3 separate regions of the Mus musculus genome follow, and all the other regions are linked to region 1. A link is a loop called in an ENCODE intact Hi-C map of the cell type or tissue named here. Cell type or tissue: left cerebral cortex. All regions are shown on one strand.

Region 1 (8,000 bases):
TTGTTACTATGGGGATCTGCCTCTACAGCCCCAACAACTGACCACAAACAAATTTTGGAACACAAGCCATTCATAAGTTGAGGACTGCCTACAAATGATGCCCTTTCCTGTGTAAGACAGGCTGATGGATTGTGTTTACTAGAATTACACGATAAAGAAACCACAAAAAGCTGACTCCAAGACTCCAGATAGCCCTCCCAGCCTTCTGGCTCCAAAATATAATCGCAATCTGAGCCTGTCTGGCTCAAGAAAAAAATAAAATGGGATCAGGGCTACAGTCATACTCAGAAGGCTACAGAGAGGCCACGGATGTCAACCTGGAGACACTAGAAAGCCTTATTCCTCAGCAGACAGCTGTGGGGTGCATGTGTAAAGCAGGCTGCAGCCAGACCTGCCCACTGGAATAACCTGTGAAGGCTCCTAATTTTAGCCAGCACTCTAGGTGCTGAGTTCTTCCTTTACCCTCTCCCTATAGTTTGCAAGCCTTCCTAGAGCCCACAGCAGGCTTGATTGGCCCAGCTGCATGGAGGAACTTCTGGGACAAGAACCCAGCATGCTTTGGTAGTGTTCCCTCAGAATAAATAGTGACATCTTTGCATTTGCTGTGTTCCTAGAAGGAGCTCTCTCCTTGTCTGCTCAAGACCTATGTTGTCAGGAAAGCGTCTAACTTAATGACATAATGCATGACCTGATCTTTCCCCCCTCTACACAGATGGGGTTGACACACTATAGAAAGGAACCCAGCTGAAGGTGCTGAAGACAGAGGCCATGTCCTCAAGCACGGGGTCTTTTCTGCCAAGGGGACCCCCAATTTCTTTAATTACCCAGAGCCAATGTGGGACAGCAGCAGCTCTGACAGCGACAGTTGATTTGTATCAGTTCACAGATTTGTTGACTGAATGGTGAATTTTCAGACTCTAACCTATTTCCCTGCCAAAATAGACGGATAAATGTTATACTTATAAAAACAGACAGGGCATCCTGCACTTATCTCACAAGCACACATTTTCTTCCTAAAATTGTTTATGTCATACAGGAAAAAAAATATTAATCAATGCGGCAAAAGAAAGCTTGTACTCTGTTCAGCCAATTTCATTCACTGACGAAAGCAGAGCAGAACATAACAGCCCCCTTGTTTTGCTGTCTTTGTTTCCCATGTACTGAGCGAAATTGCCCAGGAATTATAAGCAGTTAGCAAATGGTGCATAAATGACCAAAACCAAATGACAGCTCCATGAACAGGAGCAGGCTGGCCCTAGCTGAGCCAAAATGCTTGAGTTCTGGAACAAGAATGGGGAGTCAAGTTCCATCCCTGGCACTGAACCCAGTTCACTATTGATCTTCAGTTGCCCTCACATCCGCGGCTTCCCAGAGCACACACGGGGCTTTGTGACCTGCATTGCAGTGGAAAGATAGAGGCTACTAAGCCAAGTGGGAGGGCTTCGGCTAAGCCAAGGCTGCTGGGAGGGCTTCTGCAAAGTGGCTCTCCCAGGGAGGGTGTAGCTCTCCAAAGGATCTCTCTAGAGTAGTGAACTATTGTTCCATTGTCAACCTTGGATGTCACAGGAATCGTGGGAGAAGAAACAGGCTGTAGAGAATAGCCTCTTTCTCCAGTGGTGCCAATGTTTTTGACAGCTTGATCCAACAGTATTAGAAACTTAAGCAGTGTCTTGCTGTCTTCAAAGGTCAGACCAGCTCCATCCATCTGAACTGCCTTCTCTGCTCTTCCAATCCCTTCCCCAAGCTCACTCGGGATTAAGCCATTTCATAAGCTGGGAGTCCTCATGTGACTCTGTCGCTATTGTTTAGGTCCAGGAAAAGAAGACTCAAACTGTCTTGTGCAGATTCTAGGTTCTGGCCTTCATCGTTTCACCAGAAACACACTTAGCCAGGCATTCTGCGTGCATGTTGAAGCCGGATTTGGTTGGTTGTTTAGAGAAGTACCTGTTTCCTCTGAAGCCAGAGGTGTTCCTAAGTGGAAGCAGATGTGAAGGGCACCTAGGCAACTTGTGCAGAACCAGATTTGGGATCTGCTCTCACGTGTGTTTCCTGCTCCAAGCCATTTCCCTGGAATGCACCGTGAGCATGTGGGACAGATCAACAGCAACTTCCTGCCTCGGTGGTAAGAGGGCTTTTCGTGATGTTCTCATGCTCTTGGGTTCACTTCATCTATTTTAACTGTTCAGCCTGCTGGGACGGGGTGTGGGGGGAGCTTCGCCAAGGAATGCACAGTGGAAGGGGAGCTGAGAGGAGGTGATTTTGTAGTATGTTGCTCTGGCTTTACTTTTAAGCTGGGTTTCCCCTTGCTCAGCAAAAGGGGACACAAGCTGAGAAGCTACAGGTACTGGCTTTTGGCATACTCTGTTCATATCTGAACTAGGGAACCCCAATTTAGACTAGGAAGTAGAATAGAGTGATCCTAAAATTTGGCTAAAACTGTAGTTTTAAACTTCTGCATTTTTCCTAACTAGTGAGCTTTTTTTTTTTAAGTATAGTTTTTCTCCTCCTTACCTGCTAACATCAAAAAGAATCAAAAAGTATAGGAACCATATATCTGTGCTTATTATTAATAAGAAACTATACTCCAAATTATCTATCTTCTTTCAGGATGACATGTGCCTCATCTTTACTTTATCTTTTCAAAGTCATTAGTTTGTTTTGGTTTTTTTCTCCCTCCATTAAAAATATCCCAAGAGGGGGCTGGGGAACTAGCTCAGCAGTTAAGAGCACTTTGTCCCTCTTGCTGCAGAACCAGTTCAATTCCCAGCACCTATATAGCAACTAGGAACTGTCTGCAACTCTCATTCTAAAGCATCTGATGCCCTCTTCTGGACTCCTAGGGTAGTACACACAAGGGGTGCACATATCACACATACACAGAGAGAGAGAGAGAGAGAGAGAGAGAGAGAGAGAGAGAGAGAGTTAGTTTCAGGTGTGGTGGTACATGCCTTTAATACTAGCATCACGAAGAAATATCTAGCCCCAAACATCAACAACAGCAGTGCTGAGAAACCCTGGTCTATAAATACAAATGGTCCTGTATATACAAAGTCATTCTGGATGTACAAGATCGGACAGTGGTGGCGCATGCCTTTAATCCCAGCACTGGGGAGGCAGAGGCAGGCAGATTTCTGAGTTCAAGGCCAGCCTGGTCTACAGAGTGAGTTCCAGGACAGCCAAGGCTATACAGAGAAACCCTGTCTCAAAAAACAAAACAAAACAAAACAAAGCAAAACAAAGGAAAACAAAAAACAAAAAACAAAACAAAAAACAAAAACAAAAAATATCACTAATAAATAATAGAGTCCTGCACCAGTGGTCATATAAATAGTACAGTAAAGGTACTATATACACCTGAGCGCAAAGTCTAAAGAGTCAGGATTTGTAGCTGCTCCCTTTATTTCAAGTTTGCCTAGCAACAGAGATGCCTAGTTAGGTGCTAAAGAATGTTGCTGCCATCTAGAGGAAGAGAGGAAAATTTCCTCCAAATGCCACACTACTTATTCCAAGACCATAAGCGGCAGGATCTCTGCCACATGTTTTTCTTTCATAACACTAAAGAGAGAAAAGAAAAAAATCACTTATCTCCAGTCTGAGTGTATAGTATGAGACTGAAAGCCTGTGTTTCTGATAAGGACACCAAGTGTTTGATTTTATTCTCATGCTTAACTGCAGTACAGAGTGGCCCCAGAATTCTCTTGTAAGACCTTTCTTTCAACACATCATTTTCTCCAGAGCATAGCCAGATAGCAATAAGTTGCAGGCCGCTTATAAATCACAGTGATCCATTCACTTTTACCAAACTATGAAATGTTAAAAGGTATATTAGCTCAAATAAAATGAATACAAAGAAGAACCAAGTTGTGGCTGGAGAGATGGTTCGGCAGTTTAAAAAAACATTGATTTTGCAAAAACATTGATTTTGCAGGACCTGTTTCAGTTCCCAGCGTACACGGGGTGGTTCCCAACCTTCTCTACCTATAGTTTCAGGCAATCTGAACTTCTAACTTCCTTGGACACCGGGCATGCATGTGGAACACAGACATAGATATGGGCAAAAACTCCTACACACTAGATGTGTGTGTGTGTGTGTGTGTGTGTGTGTGTGTGTGTGTGTGTGTGTGTGTGTGTGAAAGAGAGAGAGAGAGAGAAAGAGAGAGGGGGGATTATAAAATCGATAATAAGTAAATAGATGATAGACAAACAGACAGACAATAGACAGTAATAAGTAAATAGATGATAGATGATAGACAGACAGACAGATGTATAAACTAAAGAAACCAGGAAGAAAAACACAACCATGTCTTGAAAGACATAAGTTTTTTCTCTAAACAAACATAATGTGACCCCACACACACACACACACATGCACACAGGTAGACAGACACAAATACACTGACACACACATATATATGAACACACAAAGACACAAGATACACATTCACAGAGACAAGTACACATACACAAAGATACACACACAGCCTACAAATATAACTGTAGAAACAACTTCTCTAAGAACTTGAAATGTGTGAAAAGGTTTGTTCATTTTTGCTTGCTTGTTTGTTTGTTTGTTTTCTGTTTCCTCTCATTTCTGGAGAAGCTGTTGGACAAAATAAATGGTTCTTCCTCCTCACTCTCTCTATGGGGTATCCTTACTGCATCCCACCACTAACATCCTTCCTCCTTGAGGTTTCGGTAGAGCATCCCCATCACCTTCCACCTCTGACATTCCACTGTGACACAATATCCCATCCCGGTCTTTCTTCATTCAAGAAGGAAAGCCTTGAAGGAAACTTCAATCAGGACAAAAGAGAGCCTCGTAAATAAGACATGGTTCCAGAGCAGAAAGAATAATCTGATGGCCAGCAACACCCCTTTTACGGCTCATGGGCTACAGCCAGACTGATGGGAAAATGTTGCCTGAATAAACAAGAGATGAAGCAATAGATGTAGCACAGAGGTTCTCAACCTGTGGGTCACGACCCTTTGGGGGTTGTATATCCAATACTCTAGCTAATCTTTATCTTACAATTCATAACAGTAGAAAAATTACAGTTATAAAGTAGTAATGAAATAATCTTATGGCCTGGGGTCTCCATGTGAGGAACTGTATTAAAGCGTCACAGTGTTCCAAAGGATGAGGATCACTAATGGAAAGCAAGACACAAAATTTTCATAAGTTTGCTACATGCCAATTCCCCTAAGGACAGAAACGTGGGCGGTATTAACTATTACAAGGGAGAGCCCTTTCTTAGGAAAATGCATGACACTTTTGGGAACATACACTGTTATTAATGTTTATATTATATTAAGTATTAATGTGACAAGATGCAAAACTTGTCTTCACATTTCTCTGAGTTGTTTGAGGGGCAACTGACATAAGGCAAGAGATAGCTCTTAAAATGGCCCTAAACATGCCATAATCTGTCTCTCTAACTGTTACTGTTAAATGCAGTAAAATCAACCACAGAAATTTCTTTAAAGAAATATTATATTTCTTCCTTGAGCAGAGATGCCTATTCCTTCAAAGATCACATGTTCTGAGCACTCTCCAAATATGAAAAAAAAAATGGACTAATGATTATTTGAAATCGTAACCATTGCCTGCCCACCATCACAATATGTAGTCCTTCATAGAGAAGTCAATCTAGAACTGAGTAGAAAGCTCTGTCCTTACTGGTGAGTCATCCAGGTGTCACACGGTTCTGGAAGAGAGTTCCATCAGCAATCTTGATTACTTGTGGGCTCTACGTTCAACAACACCATCTGTTTATACAAATGAGCCCATGAGTGTAATAGTGGCACATCTGTTAAAGGGATATCCAACCACTTTCAGATTATATTTGAGGCCTGATCCATGGGACAGAACTCAGCTATAGTACTGTAGACCCAAAAGTCAATGGCCAGGACTTCATAGACCCTAGTGGGAGACTACTGCTGTTGTTGATAAGTTGCCATTAAGTGCCCATTGAATTGCCTTCCAACTTCCTCTTACATCAATTTTGTCTCCTATCAAGTCCACAGCAACCAATTTTTTTCTGTACAACTAATCTAAGAATGGAGCCTTTCTTCATGTTTTCAAGAAGGTAGGTGTTCTTTGAGCAAAACTGTCCTCTGTAACATCCTCATGAGGATTTCCCTTTCCCACTTCTTTCTGAATATATTGATTAAGCCTATTTATGTATCCTCCCCATTCACTATTATTCTAGAAATGTCCCTGTCTTATCTCCTGAGTTAGTTTCTTTGTTTTGTTTTGTTTTGTTTTGTTTTGTTTTGTTTTGCAGCTCTCATAGCCTCACTTGTTGACATACCTCTGATTTTCCTGAAACAAAGAGGTTAATTCTGATAAAGAATGAGGTAGGAGGTGGAGCTTGAAGCCTCAGCATTTGTCTGGAAAGCCTTTAGTAACTCCCTCATTCTCATTCTGAGGGTTGTAGGACTGATGTCATTTCAATGTCCTGTTAACATTGACATTGAAAAGATTACAGACACCCCAATTCAGTTCTTCTTGTACATGTTGGGGATTTCTGCTGAAAAACAGGAGATGTGTCCCCCACCTCTTCCCCATCCTCTTCCCTCTCCTGCTCCTCCCTCTCTCCCTCTCTCCCTCTCTCTCCCTTTTATTCTCTCCAGTTCTAAACGCTCACAACAATGTAGTTGTGTTATGGACTGTTCCTCCTATCTCTGGGGTAACTAGCTCAATCCAGAAGCTTCACTTTTACTGGAAAATTGTTCTTAATTCTCTCTTTCCACCATACCCTTTGCACTTGTCTCTCTTGTATAATTTCTATTAATTGGATGGTTCGCTTGATGAATTAATCCCTTAATTTTTAAGAAATGATGACTTCCCACTTATCATTTTGTGACATTTGACAAATTCTGTCTTCTAAAAAAAATGCTACTGAGATTTTAATTTGTTTTTAAGTTCCAAGAACTCTTTCTGTTTCGTGAAGATTCGGGGTTATTTTTAGTGATATTCTGTTCTTGTTTCTCAGGCAATATTACCTTTTATTCTTAGAAGATATTATTTATAGCTTTACCATTTCAACAAGTTTTTATTTCTTCTCTTTCTTTTGTTGTCTCTGCTTTCTTTTGTGTTCCTCTTGTTCCAAATATGTCTACTCACTATATCCTCTTAATTAAAAGCTTATTTTCAATCGTCACTGATACCTGCACAATGAGCAACAAAATGGCCCCTGCAACGTTCTTTGTGCTTGCAGTGATGGACTTCACTGTGAAAACATTTGGCGGGCCATGGATTGAGGAATCCCTAAAGTTCAGAATTTCTAGATCTTCTCAACTTCCACATTTTTGCCAAAGTGATGCAGGTCAGGCTGTAGACATCCTCTAGAAGACTTCTCTCTCTGCACCGTATATATGTGCACTTCATCTTCAGCGAGTCTGTTCTACCACAGATAGAGGCGGGTCTATCATACAGTGAAGCTGGTAATAAAACATTAATGTAGATGCCATGTGAATTTCCATGTTATATTTCCTGAGCATGGGAAAACAGAGTGGATACCTGTGCTCTTCCGCAGAAAACCTAAGCCATCAATCCAGTTATTGTGTTGGCAACAGGAACAACGTTGCCTGAGTTTTGAAAATCTGAGACAATCACTTATATCTCGGCTTCAACCCCAGATACCCCTGAGCCTTTGGCTCCTGGCAAGTCATGCTGTGGTAGCTGTCTGTTCTATCCCAATTCCAACCATCCTACTGCATATAAACTACCAACATCCTCACGTGATGTGTTCTCTGAGTACTTGTTATCTCTAATAGATCCCAGGAACAATGAGCTTCATGTCTCTATAGTCCAAATTGATTGCCTGTGTATAAGCTGCTGCCATTAGGAATACTTGGTCATGAGTTTGAATCCATTTCCCTACTTTTTTTGACATATGCCTTTTACTCTCATTGCACAGACACAAAAACTATAAGCTTTTTCAGGACTCCTGTCATCATTGCTTCCTATAGTTGTTGCCCAAACTAGCCACTATTTC
Region 2 (8,000 bases), 270 kb before region 1:
ACATCCAATAACAGAGTTTGGAAAATTTGGCAACTGTGTGTTATTCTATGTATTGCTCCCAAAATAGTGTTAATTTTTATTCTGCAAGAGAACAACTCCCCCGGCTTTTATTTGTAGCTTCCTCTGAACCCAGGCTGAGGCACAAATCTATGGCAACTGCACTGACGACAGTTAAGAGCGACAGCTCATATTGTATTCATAGTCACCTACTCTCCCCACCCAACTGCTGGAGAAAGTCATGTGCACAGACACCGGGTCCTTTATGTCAATGCCACCCTCTTGGCACTTCACTGCAATCTACAAGATATGCCCAGGCATGTCTATGGCCTAGAAGAACTGAAAATAAGTCACTTGAAAAGAGAAAGTCTTACCCTCCACCTGTCAGTTTGCATCGATGAACGTATCCTCATCCTTTGTCTCTGGAGCTCTCCACAAGCGCTGTTTCATACCTGGGGCATTCGGACTACAGCTTGAAAGACTACATACCAACCATCACCCCATGTTCCTCCGTGACCTTGCGCTCTGACATTAATCATAGGGTGCCTGCGATTCTCCCTTGGCCAAGTCTCCATATATTTCGATAGAAATAGGAAGTAGTACTTTGAGCTCTGACTCCGATAACCTGAATGTGACCCAACACCACCCTCCAGGAGCTGTGTCTCTAAGTGCTTCCATTCCTGTGAATGCATTTTGTAAGAAAGGCTGATGCTGCTGATCCTGGAAGCAAATACCTGTAATTCCAGACTTAAGGACATGGAAGCAACAGGATCAGAAGTCTGATCACGTAAGGTCTAAGAACACTAGACTGTATCTTGCCTGCTGCCATGCTGCCCACCAGGATGCTCATGGGCTTTACTGACATCTGCAACACTGAGCCCCAAATGAAGGACCTTCTTATAGAAGTTGGTTTGGTCGTGGTTTAGAAAATAAGTCTTTAAAACATAAAATACTCAAGAGTAGCATTTAGGAAAATAAATCCAGCGAGAGGAAGAGAAACAAAAGCCACAGGTTAAGCCTAGTGTAACACACATTTCATCACACCCTTGCCTCATGGATTCAAGTTCACTTTCTACCATTCTTCTTACCTTGAAAAAAGAATACAGAAATAATTTGGTCTGGGTGTTGGATTTCAAGCCTAGGGCCCCTGGTACACTAAGAACGGAATCCACCACTTGGCTACTTACCAAACTCCAAAACAAGGGTTTTTGAGAACTGCTTGCTCTTACCCTCTCCAGGTTCTTGGTTTGTTTTCTCCTCCTCCTCCTCCTCCTCCTTCTCCTCCTCCTCCTCCTCCACTTCCTCCTCTCTACCTCCCCCTCCTTCTTCTTCTCCTCTTCCTCCTCCCCCTCCTCTCCCTCCTCCCTCTTCTCTTCCTCCTCTCCTCCTTCCCCTCCTCCTCCTCCTCTTCCTCCTCCTTCTTTGCATAGTTGTACATACACGTGTACACACTTGTAGGTGTGCTCACCCATGCAGGTGTGTGTGGCCACAGGTTGCCATCAGAGTGTTTTCTGTAATTGCTTCTCCACTCTGAAAACTGGTTCTCTCATTGAACCTGCAGATGGCCATTCTAGACTGCCTGGTCAAAGAGCTACAAGGAGGCACTTGTTTCTGTCTGTCGGTGCTGGGATTACAACAGTTCATCGCCACACACCTCTGCATGTGGGTGCTGGAGATTTGAACTCGGGTCCCCAGGTTTGTGCAGAAAGTGCTTTGCCCACTGAACCATCTCCTCATCCCCAGCGCTGGGTTTCTTATATTTTCTATCTCTTTAAAACATAAAAATGTACTGCATCTCTGTCTAGAGTGATAAAACTGTTGTGATAATAAGGTATTTTTTTTAATGTCCAGAGGACATTCTCAGATGTCATAAATGCCTTTCCAAATGTTTGAGCTCCAAATAAATTCAAAATGCATTTAGTAGAATGTAATTCCTCTTCTCATTTAAACCCAGGAGGGCTTCAAGGAAAACACAATTCAAGTGTTTCTTGAATTTATTGTTTTACACTTGAGTCAGCCAAATGTGATTTGAAAACAGATGCTTGATATAAAAAAACCAAAAACCAAAAAAAACCAAACAACAAAAACAAAAATATAAACCTTTAAATGAATGTTGTTAGGTTTCCTTGGTGTTCTCTCTCTCTCTCTCTCTCTCTCTCTCTCTCTCTCCCTTCCTTCCTTCTTTCCTTCCTTCCTTTCTTAAAAGAGGAAGAAAGGAGTCTAATATAAACTTTCTTAAAATTCTCTAACTACAACCAGAAAATTAAGCCACAAATATACTGACCCTAGTGCTTTTCTTTGTTTGGCCACATGTCACGTTGTCTTGTATATTTGAAGGGTTTTATTGCTGTGAAAATACACCACAACCATGGTGACTCTCATAAAGGAAAACAACTAATTGGGGCTGGTTTACAGTTTCAGAGGTTCAGTCCATTGTGGTGGGAAACATGGCAGCATGCAGGCAGATATGGCGCTGAGAGTTCTACATCTTAATCTGAAAGCAGCTAGGAGCCTGAATATGTTTCACACTGGGAGTAGCTTGAACATTTAAGACCTCATGTCTGCCTCAACAGTGACACATTTCCTATAGCAAGGCCACACTCCTCTAATAAAGCCAAACCTTCTAATAGTGCCACTCCCTATGGCCAAGGATTCAAACACATGAATCTCTGGGACTATACCTAGCCAAACCACCACAACCACAGAAAACATCTTCATGCTGAATAGACAGCTCTAGTTTGGACACTGAGAGGAGGGAAAAGTTGAGTTCCTGGTCACATGTTACAGATGCTCATTTTAAAACATCATAGTAAAAATAAACGTACTCTTAAAGAAGCAAAACATGAAATCTGAGATCATGGATTCGATTACTAATCCTACTTTACATGCTGAGTAAATATAGCAATTCACTCACCTGCCCAAGCACCAGTTTTCTCATTTGATCAACGTGGATAACAATACCTATCTTGCAGGCTACGAACAGGCCGTTCTGGAGATTGCTATCAACCCCTTCTATGTATATATCTCCCTTTTGTCCATCTGGGAAATAAAACATGAAACAATATGTCTGCTGCAGATACTCTTTTCCTAGACCTGATATTAGTGATAACCGTTGCGAACAATTAAAAAAATGTTTTAAAAATTCTTTTAAAAAGAAGAAACATGTTTGCTCTTCCTTAAATGATCTTAGGGTAGGCATCAGCTTTAAAATGAATCTGGAAGTAGTTTACCTTTGGTCCTTTTATGCATACACACACACATGCACACACATGCATACCTACACACACAGGTTTACCTAGAGCCATACAAGAGGCAACAAAGAAAAAAAATCCCAAGAAGGCTCTCCATTTACACAAATGTAAAAGTCAAGGGACAACCTTGTTGAGCCAAAATATTGCACAGTTTTCTGTCATTCTCTCTTGGGTTGCATCTGTGTTAAAAAGATTCTCCCCAAAAGTGGCAAGGGGCACCCTTTCCTGAATTCCCAGCTCTTGTCAGGAATAACAAATTTCTAAAGAACTAAATTAAAAAGAAAGTTCAAAAAGGAAATCTCTCTTCTAGTCTTTCTTATTGCACAGTACAAATGGCTAAGGACTCCAAGGGAGACCACCATAAACTCTGTAGAACAAAGTGTAGTATTTCACTGTGAATTAGCCTGTTAAAAAAAATGTTACAAAGCAGAGCTCATTGTTTTAGGATTTACTGTTCCACACATCCTAAAGATATGATAAGAAACTATGAAGTCAGCACTGTAGCTATTGAGACAGCGAGAGCAGACAAGCTCCATCCAGAAACAAATAGATTTCCTACAGACCTGTGATCTTGCTTATCTAAGAGGAAGGTTTTGTTTGCTTGTCAATCAAGCAGAGCAGATCTTCTGGGCGCGCGGCCACACCTTGGACTGGGGAAGCTCAGGAAGGAAGGAATGTGGGAAGGAAGAGGGGAGAGGCCATTTCCTGATGGGTCAGCTGCTGGCAAGTGTCTGGACCCTGGGAAAGCTGTGGTGTAAGCCTTCCTCTCCTTGGAGAGCAAGCAGAGCAGCAGGAACAATGGTGTGAAACTCTGCCGGTAACTCCCAGGTCACGCCTGGAGCAGCATGGTCCACCGGCAGCAGGTTATGCCTCAACATGTCCTGGACTCTCGGCAGCCTGCTGTTTAAACCTCCCTGTGCAATCCCTCTGCCAACATGAAGCATATTCTCAAGGCAATTTCTCTCCAAGGGAGACAAAGAGCATCTAGCACTGGGTTAACTGAAAAGCCATGGCATGGGAGAAAAGGCCTTCTAAGACTCTCAGACTGCCAATCCCAGAGATCTTGACTGACAGTTCTTATGTTTTAACATCCCAAGTGATCTTTTTATGTTCAGTTTCTGATTAATCTGCAGAGCATCCTCCTGTGTTAGGCTACTCAGGATCTGTAGAATGAGTTAAAAGACACCATTCCCTGCTCCAGGCTTGGTCTCCCCACGCTCTGAAAGGGCTGTGCCAAGGAAACTTACTTCTACTGTTAATGTCTCAGCTAAAAGGTGCTTAATCATTGTAAGAATTTCTTAGCTGGGCGTGGTGGGTACATGCATATAATTCCAACATGTGGGAGGTGGGGGCGGGGCCATCAGGAATTTGAGGTTATCCTGAACAACATAGTGAGTTCATGTCCAACCTAGAATACAAAGTACAAAATCTGAAGAAAAACGAAACAAAACTACAAAAATGAAAACAAGGACCAGCTGGGTTGGTGCAGAGGAAAGCCAAGATAAACCAAGAAAAAAAAAAATAAAACACATCAATTTAAAAATACCTTATTCAATATTCAAGACAAGATTTCCTACTGTTCCTAGTCTAAGAGACTAGTTTAGGGTAATCTCTTTCCCTCCCTTCCTCTTTCACACAGTGTAAGCAGGGCATTTGGCTCCTCCCTAGCACAGTGCAAGCCTCCATGTTCTTTAAATCTGGTACATTCCTGCCCTCTAGAGGACAGAGTTCCAATCACTGCTAGGATCAAACAGTTGCTTTGTGGAGACTGAATTGTCAAATTCATAGCCGTGAAGTACTCTTGGCTCACACAGGCACAACAGCTTTCAAAAAAATAATCTTTCTTCAGGTGATTCCCAGGCATCAAATTTACCTAAAGGTCATTTTTCTTATAAACAGGAGTAGTTCGTTGTTGGTGAAAATGTAATACCATATGGATTTATTTCTCTGTTTTTCCTACACGTGCTTAAATTGGCCAAAACAGTGGCAATGAGCTTAAGCCAATGTCTTTGGAGCTTCTCCCTAATCCTCACCCCTCAGTTCTCAACACAGGAGTCCAAGAGCGCCAGGAAGATCATCCAAAGAAGTCATTCTTCAATCCCTTTAAGCCGATGGGGCTTTGCACTTCCCGGGCAGGATTGAAGCAGCCAGACACATGCTGTCGCCTTCTCCTCCACTAGGAGAACTTCCTAGCAGAGCCAAGAGGGCCAAGTGACGTTCTCCAAGTGACGTTCTCCAGGCCACAGAGTTGGATTGAGGCATATGGTGCAATGGAACCCAAACTGCTGATAATGTTTTTAAGCCTGTGGCATCAGTTTTCTATTCAAAGACCAAGCCAGAGGTTTGCGTTATTTTATTTTTAGTTACATAGACACCAGGCTATTTATCACCAGGGACAGAAGTGAATCTAGCACTGCCCCCTGTGTGGTGGTTTGAATGAAAAGGGCCTCCATAGGTGCAGAGGGAGTGGTACTATTAGGAGGCATGGCCTTGTTGAGGAGGTGTGCCACACTGGAGGTAGCTTCGAAGTTTCAAATGCTCAAGCCAAACCCAGTGTCTCTTTCTCTTCCTGGTGCTTTCAGATCCAGATGTAGAACTCTCAGCTACTTCCCCAGCACCACACCTGCCCAGATGCTGCCATGCTTCCTGCCATGATGAAAATGGACTTAACCTAGAAACTGTAAGGCAGCCCCAATTAAATGTTTTCCTTTATAAGAGTTGGGTAGTCATAGAGTCTCGTCACAGCAATTGTCACTCTCCAACATGTGTCTATTTCAGACTAGGTCATGGCACCATTGGATATGGTGATCTTCCTGGTTACAGTCATCTATATTCTGGAACCTTGGAAAGTGTTTGTGATGCTGGCTGTCCTTTTATAACAACTTTCTGGCCTTTGTTCTCTTCCGTTTATGAATAAGAAACTAAGGAATATCACTAGACCAGGCCATAGAGCATACAACTGTAAGATCTCTTCTGCTCTAAAATGTGTCATTTCTGTTTCATCACGAAGTTTCTAACAAAGAAAAGAGCACTAGATCGATGCATAAATTACTTCATCTATTTGCTTTTAAAATAAGATGGGAACTGACATGCCTTAGGCTTCATACTTCACCGGCAGAGCTAGGGCTAATAGGGATTCTTAATTTCAAGCCAGTCACTGTACAAAGTCTATTATAGCTCCTTTCTCATCCTCCTCCCCTGACACACACACCAGCTGCAGAGGTCCACCGTGAAATCACCATACACATCAGAAAGATGTTGTCTTTGACAGTTCCTTCCTTGCTCTCTCCACTTAATCATCTTCAATGCTGCATCTTTCTAGGGTGTGCAGATGGCTACCAACTCCAGTCCCCCAAACCTGCCTCACAGTTATGTCTGACTTAGTGGGCCCTTATCTATATCCAGGTTGGAATGAAACTTTGATTTCCCAGGGCACAAGACAAAGTATGTCAATAATGAGGAGAGCAGCTGGACCTAAGACTCAATATTTGAAGGACTATGGGAAAGATTTGAAAACCAGAGTCTGTCTAGAATTGGAAATTTTCTACTTTTCTAAAAACCCACTCAAATGACTGTTGGGGGAAGCCCGGATGATTTCTCAGCAAGTTGGTTTCTGCTTCTAACGTCATGTTCAAGTTCTCGTCTGATTATGACTTACTAGAAGGTGACTTTAAAATGGCATATGGGTTAAATTGTACTTCTCTACTCATGGTGAAAGGATGGAAAGGAAAGAATGCAAAACTGTACAACCCACGTACCACATGGGTGTGGTTATTTAATCTATAATTTTTTCTCTTTATCCACTTTCTACTGCACACTCATGCTCAATCCAGCAAGTTTAGGCTTCTCAGTCAGGTGCCAGCTTCCAGGAATATGTGAGCAGCTCCAGCAGAAATTCAGAAACAAAGCTGGGGATGAGTACAGTTGCACAGGCCTATAGCCTATCACACAGGAGTTAGAGGCTGGAAGATCAAGAATTCAAGGCCATCTCCAGCTACATAGTAGATGCAAGGCCAGCCTGAGCTCAAAAAGATCAAGAGTTCAAGGTCACCTTCGGCTACATAGAGCTGTGAGCTCTATGAAATCTTGTCTCAAAAAAGAAATACTTAGAAAAAAAGGTGGCTTGAGGGTTAGCCAGAGAATTCACCAGTCTCCATTAGCAGTTAGCACTGGACTCCACTGTCAGGGTTAATGACAGTTTTCAGTGTCTCATCATTGAAGTCCAGGAAAGGGAACTGTGGAAACCACGAGGGTTTTCTTCGCTAGCGTTTCAAAGTGTCCTTCATTCTTAGAAATCAGGAGTTTCCTATCTGGCCTCAAGAACGGAACAATCTTTCTAGTTTGGCCTTTGGGAACTATTACCAAAAATCAGTTAGAAAAATTTCCCTTTCAATTGGCCAGTGATCTAGAGTGTTAGTGGTCCCTGTAACAGTAGGAGATAGATGTGTGTCACAGATGGTTGCCCAGCTGTAGGGCTGTGGAGGAGCAGTGAAGAGGGAATTAAAGGTTTTCTCCTCAGTTATGACAGCTGGTCCTACCTTGTTCCAATACTGGGCAGCTGATGTATATTATAGCAAGAACTAATTAGAAAGTCCTCTTCAACCTTCTCTACCCATTGGCCATGGTGAAGCTGTTAATGACAGATCTGCAGAAAGGCTTCCTATTAGACACTTATCCATGGCATTTTTTGGAGTTTTGTTTTTCACCTTTTTCTAGTTCTGCTCCTGGATGAATGGTTTGTGTGGTGTTATT
Region 3 (8,000 bases), 680 kb before region 1:
AACAGAACCTCCAAAACTCTCAAACAACAAAATAAACCTCAGGAGAGCTGTGGCATATCTGAGTGCATTGCCCATCCCTGTGAACTGCATTGTGACCAGCTTCACAGTTGGCCTGTCTATAGTGTAGAGAGTCATGGCAGAAGGGCCACAAAACACTATCTTGGTTGAGTGAAGTGAATCCACTGTTCTGGGCTTTCAGGTCATGAGGCCATGTGTCCAGCTTCCCTGTTTATTTGTTCTTTTGTTTTATTTTCTGGCTCACCAGTTAGACAATGATCTCCTCCAGTTTGTCACTCAACTTCCCATAGGTCATTCACAAGTTACTCTTCTGAAGATGACTTTATTCTCCATATATTCAGACTGGAGACTCTGGCAGGGAATGTAGGGCACCTGCAACACTACCCAGACCCACTTCCAACCAGAAGCAAAGCCCAGACCTTTTTGTGTATTTCTTTGATTGCTAACATTGTCACTAACTAAAAGTCCCAACACATAGCCTATATTTTGTGACTGTCCTGACTGCTAGTGTGGTTATAAATAGAAGCATTGTGTGGGATTTCCAGGAAGCATCCTTAAAAGCAAGGGACCCTTCCCCTCTTCCTTCTTCCTAGGATCTGGAATGCGGATGTGATAGCTAAAGCTCCAACAGCCATGATGGTCTCCAAGACAACCTGGCAGGGAATCACAACAGGAGGAATCTGGCTTCCTCCTGACCTTGAAGTTGCCAGAAGATCCTGCTTGTCTGTCTGTCTGTCCTGTGTGCCCAAAAGGTCTCAAGTAAGGCTCGCCATGCTTTGAAAAATATCAGCAGTTTATATATCTATCTTTTCTTTATATTATTAGCTCTTAAATAAAAGGATGATTATTATTTTTTTAAGCAACTTTGCAAAGCTTCTAAAATGAAAGGGTTACATTAAAGTGTTTTAGCGAATGCATTCATGAATAAACAAATTTATAACTACGTGTGACTCAGACATTTGCATGGTTCTTTGACTGTGAAACGCACAGATGTCTACACATGTGCAAAACCTTCAAGCGGAAATGGGAGCCCTGCTTTTACTGCTGCATGCTTTATGGTAAGTCACACTAATTTAGCATGTTTATTCTCCTCAATGTAAGAAAAGACTTACAGAAAACACTATTAAATTTCAGAGCTGCTCCTACTCATCACCGTCTCTTGAAAAAAAAAAAAAAACACTTCCATTTCTATTTTCCTAATGCAAAGGTAAGATGTCTCTTGTATCACCAGTGATCACTGGTGCTAGTTGCCAGTGGTTATATGGTGTCTGTCAGAATCAGCAGCAGAATATAGAGAACCCCCATGTAGGAGTGGCATAGGAACAATAGTGACTTGTTTTCATCTCATATCAGAAGAATCCCAAGAGATATTATCATATGTTAACATTTGTTGGAAATATCAGAGTTTAAAGGTCCGTTGTTGAGGGTTAAGGGACTTTTTAGAGGTAGCTTTTGCCAAGGCACGTGGATGAGGCTGAAAATGGAGGCGTGGCATCATGATGGTCAGGCGAAACCCAGCATCACGACTGCTAGGGAGCTTGGTTAAGTAGGAGAATTCAATGGCTTGTTTACTAAAAGGAGACCATTGCTGCTGGGAGCTTGGAGAATTGTTATGGTCCAGAATTGTTAAGCTTAGGGGGGAGAGAGAGAGAGAGAGAGAGAGAGAGAGAGACAGAGAGAGAGAGAGAGAGAGAGAGAGAGAGCAGAAATCGGCATAAGGAGATGTGGCCTGTTCTGGGTAGGATGTTCTCAAAATAACCAGAAAGCCCCAGTGAAGGCGTTAAGCTTGAGTGTTCTGTAAGATGACTAAAAGCTTTAGGAGTATTTAAAGGAGATGAACAGCAGGGAGGGACAGGGTAGGAAGTCAATCTGGCCAGAACAGAACACTTCAAAATGGTTTTATCTGAACGTTTTGAACCCTTGACACTGAGTCACTTAAAGGAAGTAGCCAATCCCCAAGGAGTGACTGAAGACACGGGATATAGATGCTGTAGCTTTGGGGTGCATTTCCCAGTATCTAGAAGTCGGGTACATATTTTGCCAAACCAGGCTGTCCTGCCTGGGGCAATTCCAAAGTAGAGGTGGGTGCTGAGCCAAAGCGATCTCTTTTCATGTGCACAGACCTATGCACCTCATACCACCACCCCAAACCTGGAATCACCATCACCAGCATCATTACTGTGCCCGGAGATATATTAGGAGTGGCTACAGCAGCAACAGGACCATCAGGGAAGAAGCAGAATTTGTTAGATGTAGTGATTAGGGTTTGGAGCTTTTTGCTGTTGTTGTTTTCGTTGTTTTGTTTTGATTTTTTTTTTTTTTTTTGCTTGTGGATGTATCTCCTGCTATTTTTTTCCATCAAAGGAATATTCTGTGACTAGCCCTATGTTCGAGGGCAGGGTTGCTAAATACCCAACAGTAAATGAACATTCATTTGAGCAGCAAGTCCTTCCCCATGCATGTGCTGTGTTGAAAGCTGACCATACAGCTGCTGTGAGTTCTCAGCGTTCTGAGCCAAAGTTCAGATCCTGGGGGCTTGGACAGATGTTCAGGAGGAAAGCAACTGTCCATTCTCTTTTGAATGCTAGCCTACAAGGATGCTTGAGATGGGAGGGGGGAGGGAGGGAGGGAGGGAGGGAGGAAGGGAGGGAGGGAGGGAGGGAGGGAGGAAGGGAGGGAGGGGAGAGAGGACTCAAAATCTTAGTGGCAGATCTGGGCAAAGAAAAGAGGCAGGTCCTTCTTTCCCATTATTATACTGGTTAAGAATCAACCGTGAGCAGAATAGGGGAGAAGTACTAGTAAAAAGGGGACAGGCAGGTCATGAGATCTTAATAGCTCTTGTTAGTACACTTACTGACAATGACGTAACGCAAAATGTCTGGATTATAATTCTAGTCAGGAGCACTGGGCACAGCATCACGGTGTCTGACTCCTTGCGCACGTGCAGAGAGCAAGGTTACTCCGAAAAGAGATGTAATTTTCCCAACCGGGGTAACTCATTTATTTTGATAGCTGCGGGCACACAAAAGAGAGCAGGCGTAGTTGTTAGTTGCAGGTGTTCTTTGGAGTGTGCAGATTGGCAGGGTCTGCGTGGTGGAAAACGTATAGACTTCCTCTCCAAATAGAACCTGGGAAATCATCCAACACGTCCCACTTTCCTGAGAGGAAGCAAGATGTGGGGACGGGAAAGCTGTGTCAATAAGGCAGCGCGGCAAAGGCTTTTGTGATTGTTTTCGTATCATAAATATTCTGCTGCCCAGCTTATGAGCGTGTGATTCCAAACAATGGTAATTTGCTGACATTCTTCAACAAAACTGTGAAGGACTCGGGCTTGCGGTCCCTTCTCGCGGAATCCTCTGTACAATAACACAGAGAGGAAATTTCACGACTTGGGCCACCCTTATGAAACCACAAACGCTAATTAAGACGAGGAAGACTGAATTTCCACCCTGTAATAGGCCCAGAAAGATGACCACGTGAGCTTCGCAGGAGGAGTTTCCTGCTTTGGTGCATAGCTTCATTTCTAGGATAATTTTGAGCTTCGTTCCAGAAGTAATTTATCCGACAGTTCAGGGTCTGTTTCCCCAAATACCTCTGTGAGGCTTCCAACAGACATTAAACTAACTCACCTTCATGGATCCAGTGTTACAGTAGCACAGTTTCTCATGTATGACATTTATCCATTCAGACTTAATCACACAACTTGCCAATTCAACTCAGTCAGCCCCTCCTCTTCTTCCTCTGGCTGCAATGGCCCCAGACATCCTCTAGGTCATCTTTCCTCAGCAGCAGCTGCTGCTTCTAGGTGACAGCAAAGCAGAGCAAAGAGAGGCATCGCACCTCTTGAAGTTCCAGATACTGGGTTCTGTAGCCTAATCTGGAAGACAGTTCAGGGTTAGACACATCTCTGAGGACAGTAATCCTTATGTCTGAGTTACCTTGACAAAACTCCGAAATCAAAGCTGGGTCTATGGCAAGTTTGTTTCATTATAAGGGCAACAATGTATCATTTGTCATCTGAAGGGAAGCTTTGCGTCTTAACAGCTACTGAATAGGCATGGAGAGAGCTGTCACTGTTAGACAAAACTATTTTCTTGTTTTGAAATGGGGGTCTTGCTATGGTGCTCAGGCTAACATTGGTCACCTGGCACATGCCATCCATCTTGTCTACCTCCCAAGCACCAAGGACTATAAGTGTGTGCCACTGTGTTTGGTTCTACTCATGCAATAGAGACAGGAGAAGACAACTGGTGTCATGTTCTGGACCAGGCTCTTCCCTTGAGTAGGATAACCTTATAGGGTGGCTTGACACTCAGGTTTCTCCAGGCATACAGCTTCTTATCTTTACTGATCACTCTAGGTCCAGATATAGTTCAAAATGAAGGAAAGAGACAAAGATTATAACAAGGGCCAAGAAAAGCAATTGATGTACTAGAGTTTGCACGTCAATCCACAAATCTTTACATGATCCATGGCCTTATATTCTAGGCATAATTCTGGTTTACTAACTCTTTTTGACATGTAAAGATTTCATTGATGTTCTAGAAATCAAATCTAGGGCTTTGTATAGGGTCAACAAGTATACCACAGCCGAGAAATATCCTGCATATATGTCATATGTTGTTCAGTATTTCATCTACTGCTCAGATTTTCTGTTTGCCAACAATGTATGTAACTATCTTTATTTTTATATGCAAGAAGTTCTATGAGACACTGGGCATACATGACATTCTGGTCTCCAGAAAAGTCATCCTCTGAGACTCAAGGAAAATAAACACAGAAGCAAAACCAGTGCCGTTGATAAATGATGGAGCAGAGGGGAAAGCAGTTGCTGAGACAACAGGCCCAAGCTCTGGGGGAAAAAATGCTAGCAATGACATATAAGCAATGACATATAAGATGAAAGAAGGAAGCTGGGCAAAAGTAAACCTGGATTATTTGCTATTTTAACAGCCGAAAGACAGAAAAGAAACTGTGTGCGTGACAAAGTAAAGAGTTATAAGAAAAAACATTACCTATATGGGATACTATATATGATGCACAAACCAAAGAATTGGAATTCTATTTTCGAAAAGGGAACATATAACTCATACACTCTTTTAAACATCTTTTCTTTTGACCCTATATCCCCTAGCACCGATACACATACATACATGCATATGTCTGCATACCCATGCATGTGTGTGTATACACACATATACGTACATCTAAGTATGCATATTGTGCTAGTCAGTTTTCTCTTACTTTAACAAAATCCTGACATAAATCAACTTTTAACCAAGACAAGTTTATTTCTCTCACAGTTTCAATTCAAGTTTGGGTCTGAGGATAGTGAGACCACATCAGATTGGAGAACATGGTGGAGCAAGCGTTTCACTTCATGATGTCTGTGAAGCAAAGAGCAAGGAGGAAGGGAATGGGTTAGGTGTCCAACATCCCCTTAAGTGCCTTGCCCGCATTGGCTTAAGGCCTGCCATTTGCCTGCACCACCTAAAGGCAACACCACCTCCGCTGTGGATCAAGCCTCCACACGGGCCTGTAGGTTACACTGAGTCAAACCATAGCACGCATAGATGTAGACCTTCTCCACAGGAGCTCTGTTCCTCAGCCCCGTGTTAGCCCAAAACAGCAGGCACTTATGTAAGAGGAACTCAGGCAGTACAAACTTCTTAAGGACACTCGGAACTTCTCCGTCTGTTTTGGTTTTGCTTCTGCAGTTTCCTCCCTGGCAAGCTTCGCTCTCCGTGTAAGAGAACGCCTGCTTCGGCTCCTTTTAAACATGACTCAGTGGGTGAAAGTACTTGTGCGAGCTTAGAGGCTGGAGTGTAGATCCCGAAACGCAAATTAATGTCAAATAAATTAGTGAGGATGGGTAATCGCATCATGCTTACATTGAGAAAAGAAGACAAGAAAATCCCAGGAACCTCCAGGGCTGGCAAGCCTGGTGCACGCGGAGGCATACAGCCTGGAGACATGGCTGGAATGTACCTGTGTAAACAGACACACCTTCACATAATACACACAAATAAAATGTTTAACATAGAAAGCTAAATTATCTCAAGTTAGCCCCTTAATGATGGATGGAGACTGGGCCATTCTATTGCATTCTGTGCAAAGGAACCAGAGGGAATTGACGATCAATGCTTCTAAGCAGGAACTCTAAGCACTTCCGTTTACCATTGCTCCGCGGTTCCTGGTTGGATATTGGCTTTGAATGTCTAGTTGCTGATATGAGATAAGAATCGGCCTAGGACTGAGGTCCTGCTTGCTGTTGTAGCTAATCATAACTTCTTTTGCATAATGCACCGTATTTCCTTATTTCGCTCCTCGGGTTTCTTAAGAACTATATAGCCAGAGATGGACAAGATGAACTTCATAACTGGACGATGATTCTAGCGGCTACCCCATGCATCCTTTTCTTACTTTTGAAACTGACCTATGTGCATAAAGGAAACAAAGCTGGTTTTAGTTTAGTTTAGGTTTTTCTTTGTTTCCTAAGCTTTCATTTCCATCGTGGCCCATCGGAGGTATCAAACCCTAGGTCTTCACAAGGGAGCCTGGGTTCCTCTTCGTTTATCTGAAACATCAGAAATAAAACCTGACTTGTAAGGATGTTAATCTCCCACCGGGGGCATGTTCTTCATTTAAATTGACAATTTCATTCATTTATATAATGAATTTCCCTAACTTCATATTGCTTCTTCTCCTTGCCCTTTTCCAATCCCTGTCCATCGTGTAGTGGAACCTTCTCTCCTCCTCCCCCTCTCTCTTCATCGCCCCTCTCCTATCCCCCCCCCCCCATCTAGTGCCCTCCTACTTTCATCTCTTCGTTCTGTGTGCCCTCCACTGAGTCTAATCAGTTTCTACCCTGAGCATGGCTGGTTGTTTACCAGAGCAAGGGCTGACTCACCACTGGAGAAAATGACACCTTCTCCCCAGAAACCTTTAATTACCATTGTCCCTCAGGGAAAGGTGGGGTCTATGAGGGCCCTGTCCAGTAAGTTTCTTTGTCAGTGTGATCTGGGAATTGAATCAAACTCTCTTGCCTCCTTACGAGCAAGATAAAAAGAAAGAGCTGTGAGCTGGCATTTGTTTTTGTTTTTTGTTGTCCCCCCACCCCCACCCCCACAGATCTTATAAGCTGGGTACAGTCTGGTTGTTTCTGAGACTCTCTAGTTTGACCAGTGTGTTCCTCCAGCCTCAATGCTCAGTTTAAACCCTAACTATTTTCTTCATTTCCCAATACATTGAAATACTTCTACTAAAGATGAGAGGCTAAGACCGGAGGACCATGAACTTGAGAACAGCCTGGCCTATGACGTAGTGAATTCAAGGTCAGCTATGTTACCCAGTAAATGAATGTAAGCTGGTAGGATGCAAAGCCAGATTCTTTCAAACTTGTCCTTGCTACCCTGGAAAGAAATTACCCAATGCTTTGAGTTGGAGGAGCATGCCAGCATGGTATTCTAGAGGGGGCTACAGTGGATTTGAATACCCCTTTAAAAGACAGAAAGCATGGCTAAATATATATCATGACGTCAAGAAAGGTTCCTGTCTACAACTTAGTGTTTCAGCAAGGTTTCCTGTAATGACCTATGTCAGGTCACGTGGCAGAAAAAGACACACTGGGCAAGTGACAGTGAAATATAGAGAAAAAAAAAAGCTCAAAATCACACCACGTACAAAGAAGAAGAAGAAACTCAATTCTGCTAGAGCTTTACTGAAGAGATGTGTGGGGTCTTGACCCAAGAGAAGTAGATTAAGCTTCCCCAGGCCTCTATTTGGAGATGAAGTCTTCACATAGCACAACTGCATGATAAACGTGGGTTTGTTTACAGTCCCTCTATGGTTGACACTATTCATCATTTGAACAGTGTGTGTCTAAGGATTTCCACAGTCCCTTTGAAGCTTTCTTAGCTATGATTTCATGTGTGGTGAGTCAGAGGGAACAAGCAGGATCAGGAAGTGCTGAACAATAGGAC

What was found. Hi-C counts contacts between places; a loop is a spot of excess contacts. Peaks named below come from ENCODE experiments on the same cell type or tissue, not always from the same donor. Only the 100,000 strongest peaks of a DNase experiment are listed, where the experiment ranks them.
Region 2: it touches region 1 in a loop (7-fold over the local background); 26 of 42 quality-filtered maps call a loop at or near these places.
Region 3: it touches region 1 in a loop (2.4-fold over the local background); 2 of 42 quality-filtered maps call a loop at or near these places.

The regions. Positions count from the first base shown.
Region 1 is chr13:111,234,632-111,242,631 of GRCm38, forward strand. No RefSeq gene overlaps it. Among named protein-coding and RNA genes, the nearest start is that of 3110015C05Rik, 9.2 kb to the left of the region's middle. In left cerebral cortex, CTCF peaks have their summits at 2,823 (motif pointing left) and 3,460 (motif pointing left); DNase peaks (open chromatin) are centred at 1,287 and 3,485; H3K27ac peaks cover 1,991 bases.
Region 2 is chr13:110,963,351-110,971,350 of GRCm38, forward strand. No RefSeq gene overlaps it. Among named protein-coding and RNA genes, the nearest start is that of 4930526H09Rik, 64 kb to the left of the region's middle. In left cerebral cortex, a CTCF peak has its summit at 4,967 (motif pointing left); DNase peaks (open chromatin) are centred at 184, 3,903, 4,384, 4,944 and 1 more place; H3K27ac peaks cover 2,211 bases.
Region 3 is chr13:110,555,084-110,563,083 of GRCm38, forward strand. No RefSeq gene overlaps it. Among named protein-coding and RNA genes, the nearest start is that of Gm32990, 9.6 kb to the right of the region's middle. In left cerebral cortex, CTCF peaks have their summits at 3,765 and 3,970; DNase peaks (open chromatin) are centred at 702, 1,032, 1,839, 3,091 and 1 more place; H3K4me3 peaks cover 459 bases; H3K27ac peaks cover 5,808 bases.